3 separate regions of the Mus musculus genome follow, and all the other regions are linked to region 2. Evidence: chromatin loops called from intact Hi-C (ENCODE). Cell type or tissue: heart. All regions are shown on one strand.

What was found. Hi-C counts contacts between places; a loop is a spot of excess contacts. Peaks named below come from ENCODE experiments on the same cell type or tissue, not always from the same donor. Only the 100,000 strongest peaks of a DNase experiment are listed, where the experiment ranks them.
Region 1: it touches region 2 in a loop (2.7-fold over the local background); 10 of 42 quality-filtered maps call a loop at or near these places.
Region 3: it touches region 2 in a loop (2.1-fold over the local background); 10 of 42 quality-filtered maps call a loop at or near these places.

Annotation. Positions count from the first base shown.
Region 1 is chr14:19,813,694-19,821,693 of GRCm38, reverse strand. Rtraf (RNA transcription, translation and transport factor) reads left to right here. Exons shown (of 8, transcript NM_026528.3): 3 at 1,688-1,787; 4 at 4,547-4,633; 5 at 5,421-5,509; 6 at 7,089-7,157. Among named protein-coding and RNA genes, the nearest start is that of Rtraf, 6.1 kb to the left of the region's middle. In heart, no CTCF peak of the experiment used is centred here; a DNase peak (open chromatin) is centred at 3,543.
Region 2 is chr14:19,747,246-19,755,245 of GRCm38, reverse strand. It overlaps Nid2 (nidogen 2), which reads right to left and starts at 3,989. Exons shown (of 21, transcript NM_008695.2): 1 at 3,681-3,989; 2 at 2,697-3,005. The coding sequence starts at 3,908. In heart, no CTCF peak of the experiment used is centred here; DNase peaks (open chromatin) are centred at 2,815, 4,035 and 4,745; H3K4me3 peaks cover 3,730 bases; H3K27ac peaks cover 3,164 bases.
Region 3 is chr14:19,804,040-19,812,039 of GRCm38, reverse strand. It overlaps Nid2 (nidogen 2), which reads right to left. Exons shown (of 21, transcript NM_008695.2): 16 at 6,613-6,742; 17 at 6,026-6,197; 18 at 3,956-4,113; 19 at 1,937-2,060; 20 at 974-1,086; 21 at 253-854. The coding sequence ends at 844. Rtraf (RNA transcription, translation and transport factor) reads left to right here. Exons shown (of 8, transcript NM_026528.3): 8 at 1-638. Among named protein-coding and RNA genes, the nearest start is that of Rtraf, 16 kb to the left of the region's middle. In heart, no CTCF peak of the experiment used is centred here; a DNase peak (open chromatin) is centred at 4,489.

The DNA.
Region 1 (8,000 bases), 66 kb before region 2:
GATCTTGTGACTAGAATTGTTTCACATTGATTTATTTTAATTTTAGTAATATTCTTTCAGGAGTAATTGTTTCCAAACTCTATAAAAAAAAACCACATTATGTCATTACAGTGTCATCAACAAATGGGAATGACAGTGGCAGCTGTCTCTGTTCTGTTTGTATGTGTGTGTGTGTTTGTGTTTTGGTTTTTTGAGACAGGGTTTTTCTGTGTAGTCCTGGCTGTCCTGGCGCTCACTCTGTAGACCAGGCTGGCCTTGAACTCAGAAATCTGCCTGCCTCTGCCTCCGGAGTGCTGGGATTAAAGGCATGTGCCACCACCACTGCAGCTGTCTCTGTTCTTGTTCACAAGCCACATACCTGATAGGCCTCTCCCATAAATGTTTACCCATACCAAGGCCTAATGCTTCTTGCCACTGCAACTACTTGTAGTGGTTTATCTTTATTTACCCTTAAACTTTTTTTTCAGTTTTCAGTGGGCTTTTAAAGATCTTAAAATATAGTGCTAGTGTTTTCTGTTGGTTCACTTGTAAATGAAAAAGTATGCAGAGATTAGAGACACTTGCTTGTTTAAAAGATCCTGACAGATAGTAAAATAATCATAAATCGGGCTGGTGAGTTGGCTCAGCGGTTAAGAGTGCCGACTGCTCTTCCAAAGGTCCTGAGTTCAAATCCCAGCAACCACATGGTGGCTCACAGCCATCCATAACGAAATCTGATGCCCTCTTCTGGAGTGTCTGAAGACAGCTACAGTGTACTTACATAAAATAAATAAATATTTTTAAAAAATCATAAGTCACCCAAATACTATTAGAAATGTTGTTTAAGGTATCTTAGGAAACATCTATTTGGTAATTAATATAGATTTTAAGTTATTAACTTGCATTCAGTACTCACAAAGTGGCTTTTGATCGTGGCCAAATCTAATGAATGAGACTTGTTTGTTTCATTAAAGGAATAAAATTTTTGGTTAGAAAATGAATTTTTACTAAAACATATTAATTTATAAATTATCCCTGAAGTTTTCACTGAAAGGTTTTTTGTTAGGGTCAACTTTCAGCTCCCGAGAGACTGAAGGATCAGCTTATTTGCCTAAAGGACTTGGCTGTAGCTGACACACAAGTTCCATGGCTTGCTCTGTTATGCATTTGTATATGACATTTGCATATGAATGATAAAATTCCAGTAATTAATTGAATTGTCCTTCTTTTAAAAGTTGCACTTTTTATCTAATTGCCCTGTGCATTGGGACCTGGAGTCAAAGCTAAGGTTCTGGTCCCAGATCTAAGTGGTATGGCCAGTGTTAAGTATCAGATTTTTGTAGGTTGTAGTTTCGTTGTCTAAATGAGATTATTCTTGTATCTTGTCCTACCTGGGATCTCCAGTTACAAATATTTTAAAAAGGATTATTTTATTGTTTTCTTCTAAGCATTTTTTTTTCTGACCTGTATAATGACATCAAAGGTTTAATAATGATCGATGTGGTGGCGCACACTGAGATCCTGGCACCAGGAAGGTGGAGGGGAGAGAATCAGGAGTTCCAGGCCAGTCCTGGATATCTGGGATTCAAGGCAGGCCTGGAAGAAATTCTTAAAGCTCCAAACTGAGGCCTCTGTCGGTCTGCTGTTCTGTGTTCTGTGGCTCTATGATAATGAAATAGATTTTTTTTCCCCCTCTTTCCCTTCACAGTATCTCAAAGATGTTAACTGTCCTTTCAAGATTCAGGATCGGCAAGAAGCGATTGACTGGCTTCTTGGTTTAGCTGTTAGACTTGAATATGGAGATAACGGTATGTTTTGTGCAGGATATAGGGTGGGTGTTGGCTTATGGGGCTTCTTAAAAGATTTTTATTTTTAATTGTATATGTATTATATGCATTCCTACTGTATTCAGAAGCCAGGAAAGGATATCAGATCTGCGGGAGCTAGAGTTACAAATGTGAACTACCATGTGGGTACTGGGAATCTAATCTAGGTCCTTTGCCAGGGCTTTAACCGCTGAGACAGCACTCACTCCAGCTCATCTTTAGTTCACTGTTGTGGATAGTTTTTAGATGAGAAAGAAGGCGGTGGGAAGAGGTTTCTTATCTTGTATTTTGCTCTTGGTTTATTTTATTACAAAAAGTGGACCTGCTTTGTTTCTGATGCTTTCATTATTTTTTAGAATTTGGAAGTTGTTTTCTGAAAAAGGTTAATAGAATTCCTTAACAAAGGAACGTTACTTGGTTAATTTGCCAGCTTCCACTGCAACTAAGCCATTGACACTGCTGCCAACATCAGAGCCCTTGGGGTTTGGAGTATTGGTTGCAGCAGCTATTTCACAGGAGATAGAAACATACTGGTGTGTCTAGTGCCAGTGCACATTAAGACAGTGTAGGCCAATATGTATGTGTAGTGTTTAATCTTCCTCAGCTATGGACAGTCTTCTGTTATCTGAAGCGTTTGAAGTTGGTGCCAGTGGAAGAGGTGCCTCATTGCACTGCTTCCTTTCATCAGACACCTCAGCTTCAGGCTGAGCACCCCGCTTCACTTCCATCCTTGGGTTTGTGACTTTCCTTCACGGTGCCTGTCACTTTCAGGTCCTAGATGTGTGCTCTTGAAACCTGTCTGATATGTATAGCTTCTCTGCCCCACCCATCCCGTTACCATTAGTCTTTGTCTGAGTCTGCTGTGTCACCTGTGTTTCTGCTGCTGCCGCCCTGTAGGCTTCAGCTCTTGTCACCTTCTTCTAGTATAGGGCGGTGCCACCCCCTGTTCTCAGCTGCATGTCCTCTGGCTAACTTTCTGAACTATATTTTAGAATCTGATTCAAATTTTACTACTTTTTAAAAGTTTAGGTTGATAGAAAAATTGTAACAGTATAAGAGTGTTCTTATATCAAGATCTGGGGAGCCATTTTTGGCAGTAAGTTTATTCATTACTTTTAAAATATTTTTTTCAAGCTGGTCTTTCTAAAGACCAGCTCTAGTTGCATTTTCTAATCTAAAGCATTGTCACTTTCCCATTTTCATAAAAACACTCTCAGTTTTATTTGAAAGAACAAAGCAAGCAGCCCTGTGGTTTCTTTCCATGATGGAATATATGGGAATGTAGGCCTTGTGACCTCAGCCTTGCTCATGTTTGGGGCCTTTAGCGGGTTCTTTGTGTTTCCTGCTCTGGCTTGGTAGCAACTGTGTGGGAGGTTATTTGCAACAGAGTATCCTGGGATCCTGGACCCTAGGCTGATCTTCAGCTGCTCCCTGATGGATTCCTAGCCATCCTCCATGTCTTTTCTCATCACATTGGCTCCATTTTATACTTGGCTTCAGGGTTGTTTCCTGTATCCCAGCACAGTGCATTCTTAGCACATGCATTTGTTTCTCAAAGTTTCAATAAAAACTTGTGTAGTAAGTGGGGTATTTCTATATTGGGAAAAGGAAAGTTGAAAGATGAATGGTATAACAGGTATATTACAAATCTCAACTAGCCAGCATGCTTTGTTTAATCTTCAGTTTCAGCATTGCAGGGACAGGCACTAAGCTGATTAAGGTAGCAGTGCTGGCCTTAACCTGCAGGAGGCGCTGGTGTTCTTGCTATTAAACATCTTACATGTGTTGAAATCATTGAGAATTTTTGCTTGCTCTTCCATTACTTAAGAAAACTTTATTCATATGCCAATTAATGTTATTAAGATCTGATTCAAAGTTTACTACTTTTTAAAAATTTAGGTTGATAGAAAAATTATAACAGTACAAAGAGTTTTCTTATATCAAGATCTGAGGAGCCGTTTTTGGCAGTAAGTTTATTCATTACTTTTAAAATATTTTTCAAGTGAAAACAACATACCTTCAGAGTTTTAATCTCCATGACATCTTAAATCCGTGTACGATACGTTTTAAGATATTTTGATTTTTGTGTTGAAAGCAGTATTTTACCTATTGAAAAGATTTGGGAGGATTTGGTTTTAGTGTCTACCCAATACTTTTTTTTAAACTTATCTTTCTTTTATTTATTTATTTATTTATTTATTTATATTTTTAGAATTTGAGACAGGCTTTTGACAAGCTGCCCATTGTCCCTGGACTTAATTTGTAGCTCAGGCAGGTGTGTGACTTGTGGTTGTCCTGCTTGGCTTCTGTAACTGGGACCGTGCCCTGCTTCTGTTTAATTTCTAGGTACCTCATAGTTGTGCCCTGTCGTCCCTCCATCTGCCCCTCCCCCCTTTACCTGTTCTTCACTTCTTCAGTCCCAAACTTAAGAGGTCTAAAAGACTATATTTCCTAATCTTTTGGGAAGTAGAGGAGGAGGAGGGTCAAAGGTCAGGGCCAGCCTTTGGTGCATTAAAGCTTATCTCAGAAACATTACTGAGAAGACCCTTGTGTCCAGTGTACCAGTAAGGACTTAAACTTAATCAAAAAGTTACATTATTTTTTTTGAAATTTTAATTGTAGTGAAGTATAATAATTTTTGAGTGGATATCATAATCTGGCTAAATGACATTCAGTAAATAAGCAATATTTATCTTAATCTTAAGTTGTAGTTATTTTACCTTGTTGCTTGTTTTTTATAGCTGAAAAGTACAAGGACTTAGTACCTGATAACAGGAAAAATACTGACAACGCAGCTAAAAATGCAGAGCCACTGATCAACTTGGATGGTGAGTGTGGTGCGTACAGGTGGCAGCCCTGGTTTTGTAGCTGCTTTCCACTTGTATGCCCAAGTGCAAGCCCAACAGGAGTGCATAGCAGCCTCTCTCCTGTTTGAGACTCAGTTGCAGTGAGCTTTCCCTCTCTCCCCCATCCCCTCAACACAGAAATTTGAATGTTAAAAGCAATGGTGTTTATTTTTTTGCTTCAAGTAATTTGGATTTTGATTTCTTGCTCATTGTGACACTCATTGGTTACCTTCCTGGCAATATAATTTATTTTTTTAATCTAGTGACAAATGGTAAAATGTTTCATTATTACAAGTCCCACATGCCCTTTTAGCAATTTCCATTTAAAGCCTGAAGATTATGGAAATCACCTAGAGTATAGTGTGTTAAATAAGCTTTCCCCGACTGTTGCATTGGGACCTGCAGTAAGCTATTTTCAAGAGGGAATGAGCTTGCATACTCCAAAGCCTCTGTGACAGGAAGGCACATCTGGGGAATGCACCCATCGAGTGCATCTGTATTAAAATTAATAGCTTTGGGGAGAAACACTAAAAGGTGTCCATAGTTGGGCCTCGCAGACCGCTGCAGGGCAAGCTCACCGGGAGTTAGGTTAGTCATTTATGAAGTTCTCCATGTGGCTGGTGCAATTAGTAAGGAGGCTTCCCCTAGACTTGAACTTGCTTTATGTTGGTCCTAGAAAGTTGCTCCTTCTGTAAGCTCCTGTGTTCAGACAAGCAGTTATGATGTTTGTAGAGTTGGGTTTTGCTTATTCACTTTTAATCTTTTATAGTAAATAATCCTGATTTTAAGGCGGGTGTCATGGCTCTGGCTAACCTCCTTCAGATTCAGCGTCATGATGACTACTTGGTAATGCTTAAGGTAAGCTGCCCATTTTATTCTTGTCAGAGACTGCACATGGAGAAACACCTTCACTTTCCTATATGCTGTTTTTATTTACACTTATAATGGGCTGGTGAATAGAAATTCAGAAGAATGTGGGACCTAGAGCACATACATTATTATTTTATGTTTCACATTATCCAGCAGTAAGCTGATATCTGAGCATTAACTGCACACCTAAAATGTCACTCAATCCTATTAACAATCATGCTGAGAAATACTAACAAACCTGGGGCCTAGGGAGCTGGCTCTGCTGCTAAAGGGTTAAGCCTAAGGACCTGGGTTTGGAACTCAAAACCCCGTATCAAACCAAACACAGTGACAACTCCAACCCCAGTGCTGGGAGGGCAGATATCTGGATCTCCGGGCAAGCTGGCCAGCCAGCCTAGCCAAGACCATGTGAGGCACATCATATTCATCACTGCCCTCCTTTTGTTTTTGACAAATACCTAATTGAGCAGAGAAGGCTAATTTGAGAAAAGGTAGAGAACAACTGGGTAAACAGCAGTGCCAACCTTTAATCTCCACACCACTTGCGCACACACCTGTATGCACAGGTTTGCATGAACGTGTGTACACCTCACACCCAAAGAAGATGTTTTATCAGGAAACAGATCTAGAAGTTAATGAACATGCAAGACACAGTGATAGAGACGCCTGACTGCTCAGTCTGCGAGTTCAGTCTGTGTTAAGGGGGAATGCCAGATCCCTAATGGTGAATTTAGCTACTTTAGCAAACATATGCTCTCATCTTCAGCATCTTTCCTTTCTTGGAATATACCTCTATATCAAGGAACACAGCTCTCTGGAAGAACTTTTAATTTTGAGAAAGGAAAACATTTCATCAACTTTCTGCTGTGGATGTGCAGTGGGGTGGGGCAGGAGGATTCGGAGACTTAGATATGGCTGTTGCAGATCTCGAGTGAAGCTTACTATAAACTGCTTCATAATAAATTGAATAAACTTCCCTCTACCCAGAAGGGGTTATAATTTATCCTTCTTATTAGAATTGTATGGGTTATGTGAACAGTTTTAACAACAAAAGTAGTGTTCTTAGCTTAATAGAATATTCATGTTGAATCCAGATGGATCTTTCTCACCCAGGTTGGATGCCAAAGACATCAAGTTGTTGTTAGTAAAATCCAGCTGTTTCAAAGTTTTATTTTTTGCTCAATCTAGTATGGAAATATTTCCTAGGGACAGGCCCACATAAATTTCAATCATAAACTAAGGAAAACAGAGAATGCAGTATATTTGGGATAACTTTTACCAAACTTTGAAACTGAGGAGTACTTAAACTTACAGTAGCTATATCAGAAAGCTTTGTACAGTCCTAGGTCTAATAGATAATTATCCTGTTTGGCACTCAAGTAATTATGGTTCTATATGGAGGATATCTTAGGTTTGCCAGGCACAGAAGTGAGCATGTTAAGGCTCAGGGGTAGAGTGCTCTCTTTGTGTGCATTAGAGCTTGGGTCTAATCTCAGGGGCAGGGATGGACAATTGTGTATTAGTAATTTGGCAAAATAGTAAGTTTGGTCTTTATTGGGTTTCCTAGGCAATTCGAATTTTGGTTCAGGAACGTCTAACACAGGATGCAGTTGCTAAAGCAAATCAAACAAAAGAGGTACGTGTGTTTCTAAGATTCTAAGCCAGTTAATGGAAACTCCCTCTGGTATTGCATGCATTTAAACTTGTTATTTACACATTCTGGGCTGGGTATGATGGCACACACTTTTAATCCCAGTACTCTGGAGTCAGGCAGGCAGACCTCTTCAGTATAAAGCCAGTTGGTACACATATAGAGTTCCAGGACAGCCAGGACTACACAGAGAACTGCTCCCCTCCCCACACACCCCCCAACACACACACAAAAGATGCCCATTTTGTTGGAACAGGAGGAGAAAGGTTAGATGTGAATTGAACTTGATTCTTAAGTAAACTCAATATATTCAGTAACTGAAGTTCAGACAACTGGATGAACAGTGAATTTCATGTGTGACCACATTTCACACTCTAGAGAATCTACTAGTCCATTCTGTCTGTAAACTTGAGGCAAGTGCCAAGGGATTTAGCCTTGTGAAATGTGTTGGATCGTTGGCTACATGGTAGAGAAAGGCAGGGCACACTTATTCCTTTCATGTTAGATCTAGATCTCATACTCACACTTGGGATTCTTTGTAATTTATCTCCTTTTGCTCAGTATGTCATGGCTACCTCCCCGTGACGAATACTACTGGAATATTTTTTCTTTCTTTTTTTTTTTTTAAAGATTTATTTATTTATTATATGTAAGTACACTGTAGTTGTCTTCAGACACTCCAGAAGAGGGAGTCAGATCTCGTTACGGATGGTTGTGAGCCACCATGTGGTTGCTGGGATTTGAACTCTGGACCTTTGGAAGAGCAGTCGGGTGCTCTTACCCACTGAGCCATCTCACCAGCCCTACTGGAATATTTTTAACCATGCC
Region 2 (8,000 bases):
AACAAAAGTTAGACTCCCCCACTTCGAATCTTTCACGACTGCCCACTATCTGGGAACCCAATCTACAGTCCTCAGAGGGGACAACCTTTCTCTACCCTGGAGCCTTCCCTCCTTAGATCCCATCACCCCTGCTCTTCTGAAAGACAGTGCCTGCCATGCCCCAAGGCACAGGCTGATACAGTCTGCCTTCTATCCTGCAAGTAACTTAGCTTGCTCTCAGAAACCTACCCAAATGGAGGGGTTTGGAAGAAGCTCTAGGTAGAGGGCCTACCATATTGCCATAACAAAACGTAAATGAGGCCTTTCAGAACGGGAGCAGTCAACTCGGTGTTTATTTCGGTGCCTACCAACATTGTATAAAAATGGCTTCTGAATTAATAAATATCAACTGTGTTTAAATAGAGATATGTGCATTATATGGTTCTGTGACATATATGCCTTTTGCTTTGTGTTTTAAGATAACAAGAGAAGCTGGGAAGGCAGCAGTCTATGAAGTGCTTGCTGCGCATGCGTGAAGTCCTGAGCGTGATCCAGAGCACCCACATGAAAGTGGGGGCGTGACAGCACACGTATAATCTCAGCTTCCGGGAGAAAAATGAGCAGATCACTAGCCAGCAAGCCTAGCCTAACTGAGGGGTCCTAGGTCCCAGAGACAAGATGGCTCCCAAGCAAAGACATTTAAAGATGACCTCTGGTCCCCACATGCATGTGTGCACACTCTCACTCATAAAATGAAAACTTAAAAAAAAAAAAAAAAGACTATAAGAAAATAGAAATATAAGAACTGGTAACCTAGTTGCTTGTATTAGAAAAGTTTGTTTTCAACTATAAGTTATACATGATTTTAGATAAATGTCTAAGAGATAATGTATGAATGAATGAATGAATGAATGAAACAGGGGACTGTCTTCTCTAGCCCTCTAGCTGGCTGGCCTGCATGAAGTGTTTGAGTTGAGGGTATTCTGTTGAATTGGAATTGATATGTCAAGCCCACATACTACAAGGCTAGTCAGTAAACAAAACCGGATGCTAACCCGTCAAGTAAGAAACTGTAACTTCGACGGATGGTGGTGGCACATGCCTTTAATCCCAGCACTTGGGAGGCAGAGGCAGGCTGATTTCTGAGTTCAAGGCCAGCCTGATTTACAAAGTGAGTTCCAGGACAGCCAGGACTATACAGAGAAACCCTGTTTCAAAAAACCAAAAAAAGAAAAAGAAACTAAATTCAAATAATGTTTATTTCTAGATCTCTGCTAGTGCAGACTTTAAGAAAACATGTCTTTTCCTTTAAGAACATGGAACAATCACAACCATTGTCCGTGTGACAGGGACAATGGGCAAGCTTTAAACCTCTTAGGGATGATATCACTTCTGTAGTCAAGAAACACTAGGAGTTAAAGCAAACATGGTTTTGCTCCTATGCCATTATACACCCAGGTGGAATTTCACAAGAGGACTCTGTCTCTACCTACACCAGGAATGAGGCAAGCTACCCTGACCAACCATTGCCCACTTCACATGTTGCTAAGACCAAAGCTAGGAGCAGAGTTTTTGGTGCTTTCTCTAGCTAAACTGCAAAACAGTCTCCTGCAGACAGAAGTATGCAAACTGTTACAAAGGCAATGTGGGGGAAAGCTACAAGGAGCTTGCTAAGAAGTGTGTGGCATCCTTCTCTACTTTCCTGGGATGTCAGCTAAGACAGTGTTGGCTTTAGAGAGGTGCTAGAGAGGTGGCTCCACAGCTAAGAGCACATGTAGTCCTGTCAGTATGCTAGCTCAAATCCCTGTATGCAATCAGTCAAGCCACACTCAGTCAAGCCACTCACAACTGCCTGTAAGTAACAACTCTAACTGCAGGGAATCTAAGCCCTCTTCTAGCCCTACCAACACCAGCAGAGAGAGACACACATATGAATAAAATAAAAACCTTGAAAAGTGTTGTATAGTACTGATTATAATAAAAACACGGGAGCAACCTTAATGATCCCTAGGAAGGGTCATAAGTTCACTGGGGGAGGTCTGATACAGCTGTTTCAATGTTACAGAATCACACTTTCAAGAGTATACAATCCAGCAGAAGAAGCAAGTGAAACAGTATTATGGGCACTGTGAACCCACCATTGCTAATGGCAAGAATATGCTAAAGCAATAGCTGGGAATGTACATACAAAATATGGGTTACTTTTGGTTTGTCCAGACACGGTTTCTCTGTGGATTCTCACTGTCCTGGAACTCACTTTGTAGACCAGGCTGGCCTCGAACTCACAGAGATCTGCTTGCCTCTGCTGGAATTAAATGCATGTGCTGCCACGCCCAACTCATACCAAAAAAATTAATTAATTAATTAATTAATTAACAGTGGTAGGAAAATAAGAGGTTGTTCCTTTTGAAAACTTCCTCAATTTTCCATTTTTTCCCTTCAATGAACCTATCATTAGAAATATTTGTGTACTTATAGGTGGTTCTTGGTATCTGAGCCTTAGTCCCTCATTTCACTAAGCCGACTTAGCCACTTAGGAGAGCCTTAGAATGCCCCCAGAGACAATAAATAGACTTCACTCACAAGCTGCCTAAGCACTGGTTTCATCCAGTTCAACGCCTGATCAAGGGAAGAAACTCCTAGTCAAAGCCTTAGATCCAACACAAAATTCAGGCCGTCCCTTTAATTTATTCAGCTGCAGGGTATCCCTCACTTACCTCTCCTGACGGCGCAGCCCCGCGACTGACCTCCTCGTAGGCGCCCACGTGCTCCCAGGTGGCCAGGAAGGCGTGGGTGGGGGTGAAGCTGGACCCCGACAGCGGGAAGCCAGTGCGCACGTAGCGGGCAGCCAGGCTCAGCACAGCTCCGGAGGTGTCCTCGCGGTACAGGATCCGGCCCCTGCTGTGACTAGTGTCGATGTCAGCCAGGAAAGGGGCGATGGCTGGGAAGTCAGTAGGAAAATCATCATCTACATATTGAGTCTCCCTGGGGAAGTCCTGGGTGGAGATGATGCCGTTGGTGCCCACCTACAATAAGACCAAGGGGCGGTGAGACAGTTCAGCAGGTAAGGGCACCTTGCCGTCAAACCCGACGACTTGAGTTCTAGGACACAAGGTGGAAGAAAAAGCCAGTTCTCTGATCTTCATACACACGAGGTGGCACGTGAATCCCCAACATTTTTAATATTTTTAAAAGGTCAAAATAGTGGTGGTCGCTCAAGCCCAAGGGCAGCCACCGTGCTCCAGTCGTACGCACCTACCGTCCACCTATTGTAGAAAATATTTCTACTCCAATCAAGGTTGAGCCACATCCAGGGTAGCAAGCTCCTATCTCACCCTCCAGTGCACTGCGACCCACAGGTGCGGCTGCTCTCGAACCGGTCCATCTTTCTCCAGTATTGCTCGCCCTTAAGATAGCTCTGCCGGCGTGCACAGTCCCCCCCCCCCCACCGCCCTAAACGCAAACCCCACTCGCAGCCTTAACTTCATCTTCCTGCCTAGAATGTCAAAGTAGAGGGGCACGGTTCCAGCTCGCCCTTGAAACGATCCTTATTCCTCCACAGTAAGGATCAAGAAGTTGCAGCGCCGCTGCTAAGCCTGGTCCCCAGAGGGGACGACAGTTAAACATGGAGGTTGTTCCACTCCCTGGGAAGAAGCTAAGAGTCCCACACCCAACCGCGCACCTCCGGGAGCTGAACTTACGTAGAGGCTGCTGAACTGGGCATCGTAGAAACGCAGGGGTATTGCCAGCTTCACAGCTGCTGAGCTTTCGTCGTCGCCCTCCGGCAGCAGCTGGTCTCCCCACGACTCCCCGTAAGGAAAGAGCTCGTCGGGACGCAGAGCCCCGACTCGCGACAGCAGCAACAGCATCACCAGCAGCGATAGCGGTGATGGCGGTGTTAGCCACCCGGCTGTCGGGTCCCGAAACATGCTCACTCCTCCCTGGCTCTGCCCTCCACTCCGCAAGTCTCTGCGGGCCACACTGCCCGCCAGACTCCAACTTGGACCTCTGGTCCGCAATACGGGCCCGCCCAGCGCGCTGATTGGCTACAGCTCTCGGCCACTGACCAATCAGCGACTCTGAGAAAGTTCGCCAGCGGCCACTACATGTGGTTCTCATTAGGTTTTCTAAGACTGCTGTAGTTTGCTGGAGTGGCCGGGCTGGAAGGTGAGGCCGTTGGCCCGGTCTGGTCTAGGCTGTCCCAACTACTCCTGGGCTACCCCCAACTCTCCAGTGTAGGCTACGACGCTGCAGGAGGTGACCTCAAGGGCTGGCAGGACCCTCGGCGCGCGTGCAGCTCTGGGCAGGAGCGACTGTGCGCACTGGGTTGGCAGAGCGAGGGAGGGTAATGAACACACTGGAGTTCGCGCCCTGCCCTAGGGTCCGGGGTACCCCTCTCGCTAGAGGCCTGGCCCTCGGATAAAGAATCAAAGGAGCTTTGTCTCCATCCGGGGGCTGCTCCGCCCCACCCAAATTTCCTGCTGAGAAGCATGCCTTTGTGAAAGGCTGACTCCTAAATTCTATCCCCAAGCGCTGGCTAACCTTTGTAAGGACACTGCCACCCTCTGAAATGTCCTCCCCAGCTGTTTGCCTTCCCTGGGGGAAACCACCCTTCAGCAGACGGTGAATCCTACTTTGTGTGACCCCCTTGAGTTGGAGCCTGGAGTGAGGCGGCCAGGCGCCGGGGCGGAACCACTGAGTGTTTCTCCCAAAGCCTGGGAGTTTAGGAACTGCCCTAGCGGGAGGCCACAGAGTCGGTAACCCGAGCTGCCCTGCAGGATGGGAAACCTTACAACCTGGAAAGCAGCTGTGCCGGTGTTGGGGAACCCCCTCCATCATAAACATCCCCTCTGGGAGCCGGATGAGATTTTATTACTATTTTATTATCAGGAGGGTGAAATTTCCCACGTACAGTCCGTTTTCTCTCGGCTTGGCCCATCCCCCACAGGCTCCTTAGAAGCAAAGGTAGTTTAAAAAAAAACTTAAAGATATAGGACTCTCAAACAGAGCTTTCTCTTTGTGTTTATCCAGCTATGTAATTCTTAAAGACCCATGGGGCCAAATACTAAAACTTCTTGAAGACACCAGACTGAAAGACTCTGAATCAACACAACAAAAAAGGCCCACAGCAGTTTGCTCCCTCTAGCTGGAGAGGGGTATGTTTGCTCTTACACAAAACAAACTCAAGTTTGCACATTTTTTTTTTCTCATTTTTCCTCTTGGGACCAAATATTTACATTTTGCTGAGGACAAAATGGTGTCTCAAAGATGTGAGATTATTTGACTTGTTCAAGGTCACCTCTTCCATCCTTCATGGATTCTTCCTCAGGCTCGGCACATCTCCTCCATTCAGCATAACAATAGCAGCTAACTTTGACTGGAGGTCTGTCCTACAAATTAGTGGCAAACCAAATTCCAAGACGGAATCCCCACAGCCTGATTTCCTAGTGTTTCCTCCCTTGTAAAATCACCCAGCCTCCCAGGAAGGTGGGCTAGCCTGTGTATTCTCACCAACAGAATGGGGGCCATAGTGATGAGAATTCACTTCAGTGGCTTTTCTGTCGTGCCAGCCAACACCATCTCTCCACTGGTTCTGAGGAAGCCATCTACTGCATTTGGAGAGCAATGCAGAGTAAAGAACTCCAGACAGCCTCTGGTCACCAGCCAGTAAGGAACCAGATTCTGCTAAGAGTCATGTAGGTGAGCTAGTGGAGTCTTGAGATAGCACCACAGCCCTGGCTGACTTTGGTTGCAGCCATATGATAGACCCTTGAAGCGAAGGCCTCACTCAGTTAAGCCACAACAGATTCTTGATTAAGAATTAATTACCCCGAGAATTACTAAATATCTGTTGTCTTAAGACATTTGATTTGAGAGGAGTTGCTGGATGTAATAGACAAGCAAATCAGCAGGACACTGTGCTAAGGAGACTAAGCTTGGGCAGTGGTTTGTTTGTTTGTTTGTTTGTTGTTTTAAGTGATTATTGCCACATGACTGGTGTGCATCAGAGCTTTTCTTTAAACCCAGTTTTGTCTAATCTCTAAACTTCTACCCTCAACCGAAGATTTTACTGATTCAATGGCATTTTCACTTTGCAAAGTAACTTAGGTTACTTCTCTTGATTCATCTCTGGCTGTGCCATCGGCTCTCAAATGGCACCTCCTATATTTCATGACGCAGAATAGCTCACACACTAGTCCCCTTCCCTATGGTGGATAAGTGTCCCCACCAATCCATAAATGACCCTTTGCATCCCTCAAGACATGAAGCAATAGTCTTCAGAAAGCTTTCCTGGAAAACAGCCAGATCTAGAAGCCTCTTCTTGCTCCACCACGCTTACCGTGGTGGTCTCTCTTTCCACATCTCTCCCCTGGTCTGATTAGCCACCATCAGTATGTTTTGGGAGAAGAAATTTTGTCTTATTCTGAGCCTGTCACGGTGCCTAGAGTATTCAAGGAGTATTTGTTGAGTGGGTGAAGCCAAGCAAGCCACCCTGGGACTAGGGCCCAGCTCTGTTGGCCTAGAACAACATTCTTCTCTGCCACCTTTTCTACTAATCAGACCTAATTTGTAATCCTCTTTACCAAGCTGCTTAGCAACCCACCCACTACTGTTCTCCGGTTTTCATCAGTCTCTCATTCATTCATGCAATATTCCCGAAAGCTTACCCTAGCTGTCATGACCTGATCCTCGACCTTACAGGCTCACCATCACAATTTGGTTCTGAAAATGAAGCATAAATGCAAGGCTCTAGCATAACATGTATTTGCCAGCAAAACAGGCCAACTGGCTTTGAAAATAAAGATAGCACTAGTTTTGATTCCCATGTAATCTGAGGACCAAGAAGGAGTTCCAGGGGAGAGATGGCTGAAATGAACAGTCTTGTTTCCCCGAATCACAGCTGTGCTCAAACAGACATTCCTTAGAGCTTTTATTCTAATTTATTTTTAAGCAACTCCATGGCACCAAAAGAGAAGCTTCTTTAAAATGTCACTTTTAAAGGAGTCATTTTTAAAGTGTCATGGGGAAAAGAAAATTTCTGTCATAGCTGTTTCACTAGTCAGAGGGAAAAAATGCTTTTCTGGTACCCACAGTTTCATTTGCAAGGATAGAATTTCCATGACCTGCCCAGCTGGCTGAAGAGGCAGAGGCCCCTTTCAAACTGAAGTTGTAAAGGATGTAGAAGCGTTTAGCCCTCTTGGGTTGGGTCCTTACAGTAGACTGAAGAACGTTTGAGAATTGAGATTATTTTATCCATCTCGAGCTAGGGTCTGTATCAGACACGACGCCTTCCCAATAGATCTCCAGTGACACATTCTGTTATGAGTGCCATGACCCCAAGAATGACGTTACTTCCTGTTATTTTGCTTAGGAAAGTTAAAGCACATCTGTGCCTCAGTGTGCAGATAGAAGCGAGTACTCAAGAGCATGTTCTGTGCATCGTCAGATGAGCAATGTCCATGGGTAGCCCAGGAGCATCTGCTCCATGCAAAGTCAGACAAGCACACTCTATGGGTGGCCTAGTATTCAGGGATTCTCCGCATAACTTTATTATCCATTATATTTCAAGACTGGTGTGTTGGCCTGTGAAAAAATAGAATTGGGCAAACTAGCATGTCTTCCCAGACTGAGGCTCAAGTAGAATTATGTTGGGCCGAAGAAATACCATTCGTAAGATAGTATTTGATGTAAAATGTACAGTGTATAAACTGTGAGTCTCGCAGTCTTGTCGTCTGTGTTATCGAACATGTAGGTTTCCTGTGATTTTAAATACAGAGAGAGCTGATATAGTGGACATTCAGATTCGTTCCCAGCAGCCTTCCTCCTCTTTGCTTTGGACTCAGAAGCTTCATATTGCTTGCTTAGCTTCTCTTACAGTCAAAGGTGGCCATTGGAGATGGTATCTACCTAGCTGGCTGTTGATCTCTGGAAGGACATTTATAATTGATGTGATAAAGGCTTATATCCCACTCCTGTATCCTTAAGCACGATTGCAATGTACTGTGCTCAACCAACCATCT
Region 3 (8,000 bases), 57 kb before region 2:
CATTACACCAGCATGTGCTTGGAAATCAGATGTCACACTTTGAAGGGAGAACCCCAGGAGATTGACTATGTTCTAGAGATTTACCACCGCTGCTTTTTCTTTAATAAAGTTGGAGAAGTAAAAGGCTTGTTTGTTTTGCTCTGTTTTGAGTCCATGTATTCTGTTTCTACAATTATTGTGCACCCTTTATGGTTACATTCACTCCAACCCTTAACTTTGTCCTGGAGACAATATAGATATTTAGACCACAAGAAAGCTTTAAAATATTTTATTGGAATTATATAGAAAATTGAAGAACTGCTGCATCTTTGGTGTTTTACCCGGAGTACTTTTGAGGGATACTTCTGTAGAGGCACTTGGGGACTCTTTGTAGCACCTTAGTATAAATAAAGTCTGAGGACTTCGCTGGGCCAACCCCATGGTCCGTCTGTGGCGGGCCTCAGTGGGCTTCAGGAATCAGTTCTCATAGCCATCTGTTTGCTTTACTTTTCTTGGCCAGGTAGAATCCATGGCAAACAAAAATCAGATTTAGTGTCTTTGCTCTCATTGGTTCTATGTTGAATGAATTTGGCCTTTTAAATAACTGTTTACAAAAGTTGATTTAATAAGCAATGATTAAAATTCTATTTTAAACTTGTGATAACCTTTGTTTTTAAAAATACAGTAGTAAAGATTGAGGTATACATTTCACAAAATATACTTGAGTCTCACTGCACTGAAAATGCTCACTTGTGTGCCAAGAGCTCATAATGGCCAATTCCTTTTCCACTGTCTTTGCCTTCGTAGCAAATATTCTTAGGACAAGATTCTTGTAAACTTGAAATCCTCCTATACATTTAGTGTTCATTTTCTTCCTGTGAGGGGAGTGGACAGCAGTGTATCATTAGTTAAGGAACGCAGTGCTGACAGTTAGCACAGCCCCTCTCTACCCGCTGGTCCAAGGAAGCCTCATGATGCACTTTGATAGACTCACCTGTTGGACAGTACGGGTAGACTGCAGTGATCCCATAGAGATGAGACCGCTGCTCAGGGAGAAACTCATCAGTAAACTGGCCACTGTCCTTATTCACTGATATAACACCATCCCTAGGAAAAGAAGGAAGGAAGGATTCATGGATGGTCAGTCACAAGGTCAAGTTTCAGTAGATAACAGTTGGGCACTTTTCCATAATACATTAAAAAGCAATTCCACTAAATGTGTTTTGACTCAATTTGTCTATACCAATGATTCTGGATGTAGCCCCTCCACCAGTATCAGTTAGGTACTTACAGGAAATGCAAACGACTGTTCCTTCTCCCTGGCCATTCTCTAAGTCAAAACCCTAGAACAGCACACAGAATGTATTTATGTTCTGTGGCCATAGGAACTAGTGATTAAATCAGTTCCTAATTCTGGCTAGGCCCATGGGGTCTATTCAAGTACTACCATTAGGTCTTGTGAAACTGTAGGAATGGGGGAAAGGATTCAGGCGTGCACCTATGTTCTGTTTTGAAGCGTTCTTAGCGGGGAGTCAAATAGCATTTTTTAGTCTTTAAGGAAAACATTTATTATTATCTATAATTTGTTTTTCCAGCGATCACCCTGCCTCTGCCTTTCTAGTGCTGGGATTAAAGGCGTGCACCACCATGTCCTGCTTATTGATCTTTTTAAAAAGGAAAATTCAACTTAAAACTTTGTACTGCTTAAAACTCATTCTCTAAGAACATATTTAAATAAATGCTTCTTATTAATTACTACCAAATTTCTTCAGTTTAAATGCTGCTTGCAAGCAACACCCAATAAACCTGCGGGTGAAATGCAGGGATGATTTCAAGTCATAGCCCTGCAAGACCGATGTCTACTGACAGAGTCAACTGGGCTTCCAGCCAAAGCTGCTGACTGTCAGACAGCATGTTCTGCAGAACCCGTTGCCCCCAGGCTGCTGCGGGGGCTCACCTCCGCCAGTCCGTGTGGTAGAAGTGATCTGCATAGCTGACGATGCTGAAGGGGTAATTGAGGTGGTTTTGGATGACACGTCGTCCAGTTCCATCGGGTAGTGTACACTCCAGTTTTTTGGTTCCTTTTAAGACACCCAAGAAGGAAAATGAGTTCCCTTCATGCCCTGAGCAAACCACTGGTAAAAATGAGCTGCCAGGTCCTTCTCCAGGGAATAGAGGCAGAATTTCAACATGTGGCATTTTAAGCCCATTGCAGTCCACATTAGCATCTGTAAATCCTGGCCTACGATTCCTCTCCACCTGGTACAGCAGAACTCTAGTTTTGAGAATCAAACTTCAATCTTTTTTGTGGAAGAATCTAATATATTGAAATCTGGCAGTGTCTTTCCAAGGGGGGTCATTAAAGATAAGAATTTTTATAATTTTAAGTCTAAATTTCTAAGTTGAAAACATAACATCCAGATTGGCCAATATATATATTTATAAATTCTAGGTATAAGAAAAAGATAATGGTAGTGGTTATTTTTACATGGTAATCCTTTGAATTTTTGAAAAAAAAATCCTATAGAATTCAAGAATTTTCAAATTTCATATTTCTTATGAAGACTGAATTTCATATACCTTTTAAAAATGTAATATTCTGACGACTGGATTGTGAAAAACGCCCAGCTACATATTTTGTAAGTTTGAGAACTTCCTTTCTTTAGTAGAATGAGAGAGAGAGAGACACACACACACACACACACACACTCATACACAGTGTCTTTAAGGGTTTTCGGTAATGCAAAGCACACCACAGAATAGATAATCCTGGGGTTAAGCAAAGGCAATCCTGAGGGAGGACATCCTCTCTCAGCATTTGTCAAAGGATCGCAGCACACCAAGTGATAACAATGGCCCAGAAGGGAGACTAACCTCAGCTCAGCCAAGTGGCAGCAGCGGCCAGTACGTCAGACTTCAAAGTTTCCAGGTGTTCAGTGGGGTCAGGACAGACATGCTACACAGTGGGGTCAGGACAGACATGCTACACAGTGGGGTCAGGGGTCAGGACAGACATGCTACACAGTGGGGTCAGGGGTCAGGACAGACATGCTACACAGTGGGGTCAGGGGGCAGGACAGACATGCTACACAGTGGGGTCAGGGGGCAGGACAGACATGCTACACAGTGGGGTCAGGGGGCAGGACAGACACGCTACACAGTGGGGTCAGGGGGCAGGACAGACATGCTACACAGTGGGGTCAGGACAGACATGCTACACAGTGGGGTCAGGGGTCAGGACAGACATGCTACACAGTGGGGTCAGGGGTCAGGACAGACATGCTACACAGTGGGGTCAGGGGGCAGGACAGACATGCTACACAGTGGGGTCAGGGGGCAGGACAGACATGCTACACAGTGGGGTCAGGGGGCAGGACAGACACGCTACACAGTGGGGTCAGGGGGCAGGACAGACATGCTACACAGTGGGGTCAGGGTGCAGGACAGACACGCTACACAGTGGGGTCAGGGGGCAGGACAGACATGCTACACAGTGGGGTCAGGGGGCAGGACAGACATGCTACACAGTGGGGTCAGGGGGCAGGACAGACATGCTACACAGTGGGGTCAGGGGGCAGGACAGACATGCTACACAGTGGGGTCAGGAGGCAGGACAGACATGCTACACAGTGGGGTCAGGGGGCAGGACAGACATGCTACACAGTGGGGTCAGGGGTCAGGACAGACATGCTACACAGTGGGGTCAGGGGTCAGGACAGACATGCTACACAGTGGGGTCAGGGGTCAGGACAGACATGCTACACAGTCCAGCCTCCTCCCTAAGCCCCAGAAAATTTACTGTAAGAATCACTGTAAAAGGTTCTTTTAAAGCTTACAGATCTGGTATATTCTGTGCTGACTGAAATTTAAACGAAAGGATATAAAGATGGGCAGGATTTGGTTTGTAGTGCTGTTCCCATAGTGCTCACACTGCTAGCTGTAAGGGAAGCATACCTTTCTCCACATCCAGTATTACCTGCATCTGCCCAGCAGAGCAGTTTGGAGAAGGGGTCAAAGGTCAATCCATTGGGTAATCCAATATCTTTGTTGATCAGAATCCTTCTGTTTTCGCCATCTAAAGATGATGTTTCAATTTTAGGAGCTTCTCTATTCCAGTCTGTCCAGTACAAGTTGCTGTGGATAAATTTTAAGATTGTTATGAACAACTGTGCAGGGGTTGTGGCATATAGCTTAGTAGTAGGGCTCTTGTTTCGAATGTATAACCTTCAGCATCGCTCCCTGCCTCACACCCTGTGCATCAGCCACACTGGCCACCACTGGCTGATTGTCTCCTCCTGGTATTCTCGGCCTTAATTCCCTTGAATTTGGCTGAGTTTAGTGTCTTGCTCCTGGTGAATGGTACGGTAGAAGTCATAAAATCACTTTCACTATTTGTTTGTTTGTTTTGTTTTTTTAAATTGGCTTCTGTCCAGTGCCTTTTCTTGCTCCCCAGGGGAAGTTGGATTTTATACAGCAAGCTACCTCTTGCCCAATGGCCAACAATAGCCTGGGGCCTGCCAGCAGTCCACAAGAGTTTGGAAAGGGACCTTTCCAAGAAAGTCTGGATCATGCTGGCCTTGCCTGGCTAGTACCTTTGGCTGTCGCTTTTTGACATTACCTCACCCAGATACCTCACTCACAGTTAATAATGTTGCCTTAGGCTGCCATGGCTTTCTGACAATCGTAACTCTGTGGGAAGTCATTATCTATTAACTGTCTAGATCCTTGCCTCTCACAAACCCGATGCATTTGCCCAGAAACCCTTAATTTGTTGAAATCTTGAATTAGATCTTGGGCCTAGAATCCAAAGAAATGTATTTGTTAGAAAAAAATCTGTGGTAGAAGCTATGGGACCTGTTATAAGAAACTCAGTGGGATCAAGGGAGAGTTTCCTGGGACAACACTAAGTGTTGGAAGGGAAACTTAGCTATCCTACACCTGGCAATGACCTGGACAGACAGACTCTGACCTAACATACAAAATACTCAGAAAGTAGGATCTCATTAGTTGGAGATGAGTTATGCATATGGAAACAGGGTTACAGAGCAGAAACAGTGGCACTTCCATGAAAGCCATAGATATCTTTTGGTTGAACCACAGGGAGCCCTAGCAAGAGGGAGAGAAACAGTTTCCTCTGTGTGGCAGTCACTCCTTGTGGGTGGCAGTGAGAGCCAGAGAGCAGTTTCTACTTGTGGCAGGCCGAGAACCACACAGTGAGCAGTCTCCTTGGAGCTGCGAGGAGGGGCTCACATTACATGCATGCACACTGCTGTGACATTGTCCTCTAGACTCTAGATCTTGGAGCCTAATGACCGAACAAGGTGCCATTGTTCAGTCCCTGACCGGTCAGACTAAGTACCAGGGACCATCAAAGAGGAGCCTCAAGGGTTAATTAAGTCCCGCAGATAAGGAACCTTCCTGTGTAGAACTTTCAGGAAGAACCTTCACACCTTGAAGGGTTTCTCTGTAACTGTGTTTGTGGACGCTGCAGCTCAGTAATCCTGGGACCTCTGACCCAGGCCTGGATACCCCAGTTGACGGCCTTGGCACTGCCACAGAGAGAACATTTTTATCTTGACGTTGTACACTCTCCATCCAGAAAAAAACAGAAACAAAAAAAAACCCAAAAACCCTGCTGTGGTGTTTCTGCTCAGGGAACGGCTGAAGGAAACAACTCCCTCTGCAGACCCATCCTTTTCCAAGGCCCTGCCTAATGATCGTCTGACCCAGGCATCCTCTGGATTCTCCATGATGGGGTCTGGCTTCTCCGTGTGACACATCCCATCCCAGACTAACTAACATCTTTACTGAATGTCATCTTACTTCCGAATGCCTTGTACAATGCATGCAAGCTCAAAACAAAAAACAAAAAAAACCCCTGATTTTTGCCTACAAGAATGCTTGACACCCAGCAGCGGGTCTACATATCTGGTGAATTACTGTATTTGAGTTTTTATTCTGGTCTATCTAGACCTTCCCATGACATATATAAGAGCCAGGGTCTCCAAAACAGATCTGCATGAGAGACCAAAGAAAGCCAGCTAACCCTCGGATTGGATCCACAGTGATGGCTCGTGGATTCACCAGATCTGTGTGGAAGAGGACTTTCCGCTCGGAACCATCCAGTTCGGCCCGCTCTATCTTATCCAGGCCACTATCTGTCCAGTACATTGTTCTACGGAAGTGGTCGATGGCAAGTCCTTCCGGGCTTATCAAACCTGGAAATAAAAGTAAGACAGGAGCATTGGCTGGTGTAGAAGGCGAAATCAAGTTCCCCGTCTGCTGAGCAGCTTACAGAATCCAGAGCATAGAACAGAAAAGCCTTAAGCCCCAGGACGAAGGCTAACTTTTTAAACCATATCCAGTCTCTTCTGTGCTGGACCTTGCTGCCCTGATGGCACCTGGCATCCGTGGTGCTAGGGACAGGCAATCTAAACTGCCAGACCCTGCAGTCTCACTGCGAACCACTCTTGGAGTGGCAGTTCATTCATCCTATCCTAAACCACCTTTCTAAAGTCACCAGCAGAGAACTTAACCTTCCCTTTAGATGAGCGTGGGAGAAACTGGGACCAAACAGGCCAACGGAAGCAACACACAAGGTACCGCCAAGTATCCATGGGAGGAGCTGCTGACCTGAGGTAATGATGGTCTCGGGTTCGGCTCCTGCCTCCAAGCTGGCACGGCTGATGGTCCGACCAGCAACGTCTGTCCAGTAGACCATCCTCTCCCGGCAGTCATAGTCAATCCCCACAACTATGGAGCCCTTTGAGGACCAATGGTGACATCAGAAGGATTAGGATTCCTGAATCCCCAACCTTAAGTTCACGGCTACACAGCACTACTGTGAACAACCTGCGCTGTGGTGGTGCGGTGCTGGGGGAGCCTCCTCCCTCGGATCAGAGCCAGGCTCAGCCGTTTAACCTGCATGCTTTCATTTTCTCCAAAACGGCAGTCAGTAAGGCATTTATAAAGGGCCCCACTGACTACCTCCAGACAGCAAGCTCCTCCAGTACTGTTAGCACTGGCTGTGAACACGGTCACTTCATGAGAAAAACCAGCCCTTTCCCTGATGAGAGGAGCATCCCGCTAGGTAAGCCCTTAATATTTAATGGTGCAAAAGATGAACGCTTCTAAGTGTTCCTGGCACTTTCTTAAAGACCCTTTCTAAAATCTGCTAACACATGCCAACAAGATTTCCCTACTGGGTGAACAGAATGAAATCCTCCCCAGCCCAAGGTGTAGCCACCCCTGCCTCTTAATATAAGCAATTAGTTGTGCAGTATACAAGAGAGCCTGTGATTTAACAATTTGGGAGGACTGTGGTCGCCAGCCTTTGGCTGGTAGTTTCTCCCTTTCCTTCGTGATGAATGACCGTCTTATTCAAAACCCTGAATCTTCGATGTTCCCGCTTGAGCTCCACACAGGCCTTGCTTCTTTCCATTTCTAACCCAGTTTCTTGCTGTGAAACCCCCAGCAGACACGGAGTTCAACACAGGCCACACCAGTCCCCGCCTTGCCTAGGAAAACCTCCTAGGGCTTGGCCTAAAGTAATCACCATGAGACACTGTATGAAGAATCTGGCTCCCGTAGAAAAGCTAGCATTTATATGGGGGGACCTAAGGTCAATGGCACTTTTATTTGAAAATTAAACTTAAAAGGTCCTCCCTCCTTCTGAAGCAAGGGCACACATTCATGTAGGTGGCAATGAGCCCAGGGACTCACGGGATTCATAAACCAAGCTTCTTGGTATGAAGGTCACACTTTAGGGAAATTGCCCTCAAGAGTGCTTGTAATTCCCTCTTCTCCTTCAGTTCTACCATAACCATCTCCTCCCTGCCCATTTAGACATGTTCGGAAAGGCAATCAAGCCATCTGGTGTGGCTAGAACACAAGACGGTTAGCATGGAGAAACTTATAAAGCCCTACACTCTTAAAAACTGGGATCGGGGCCGGAGCCTCGAATCTCGAAGAAAAAGGCCCTCTTTTCATCACACGCTGGCTGCTTTGACGCTTTCTTAGGA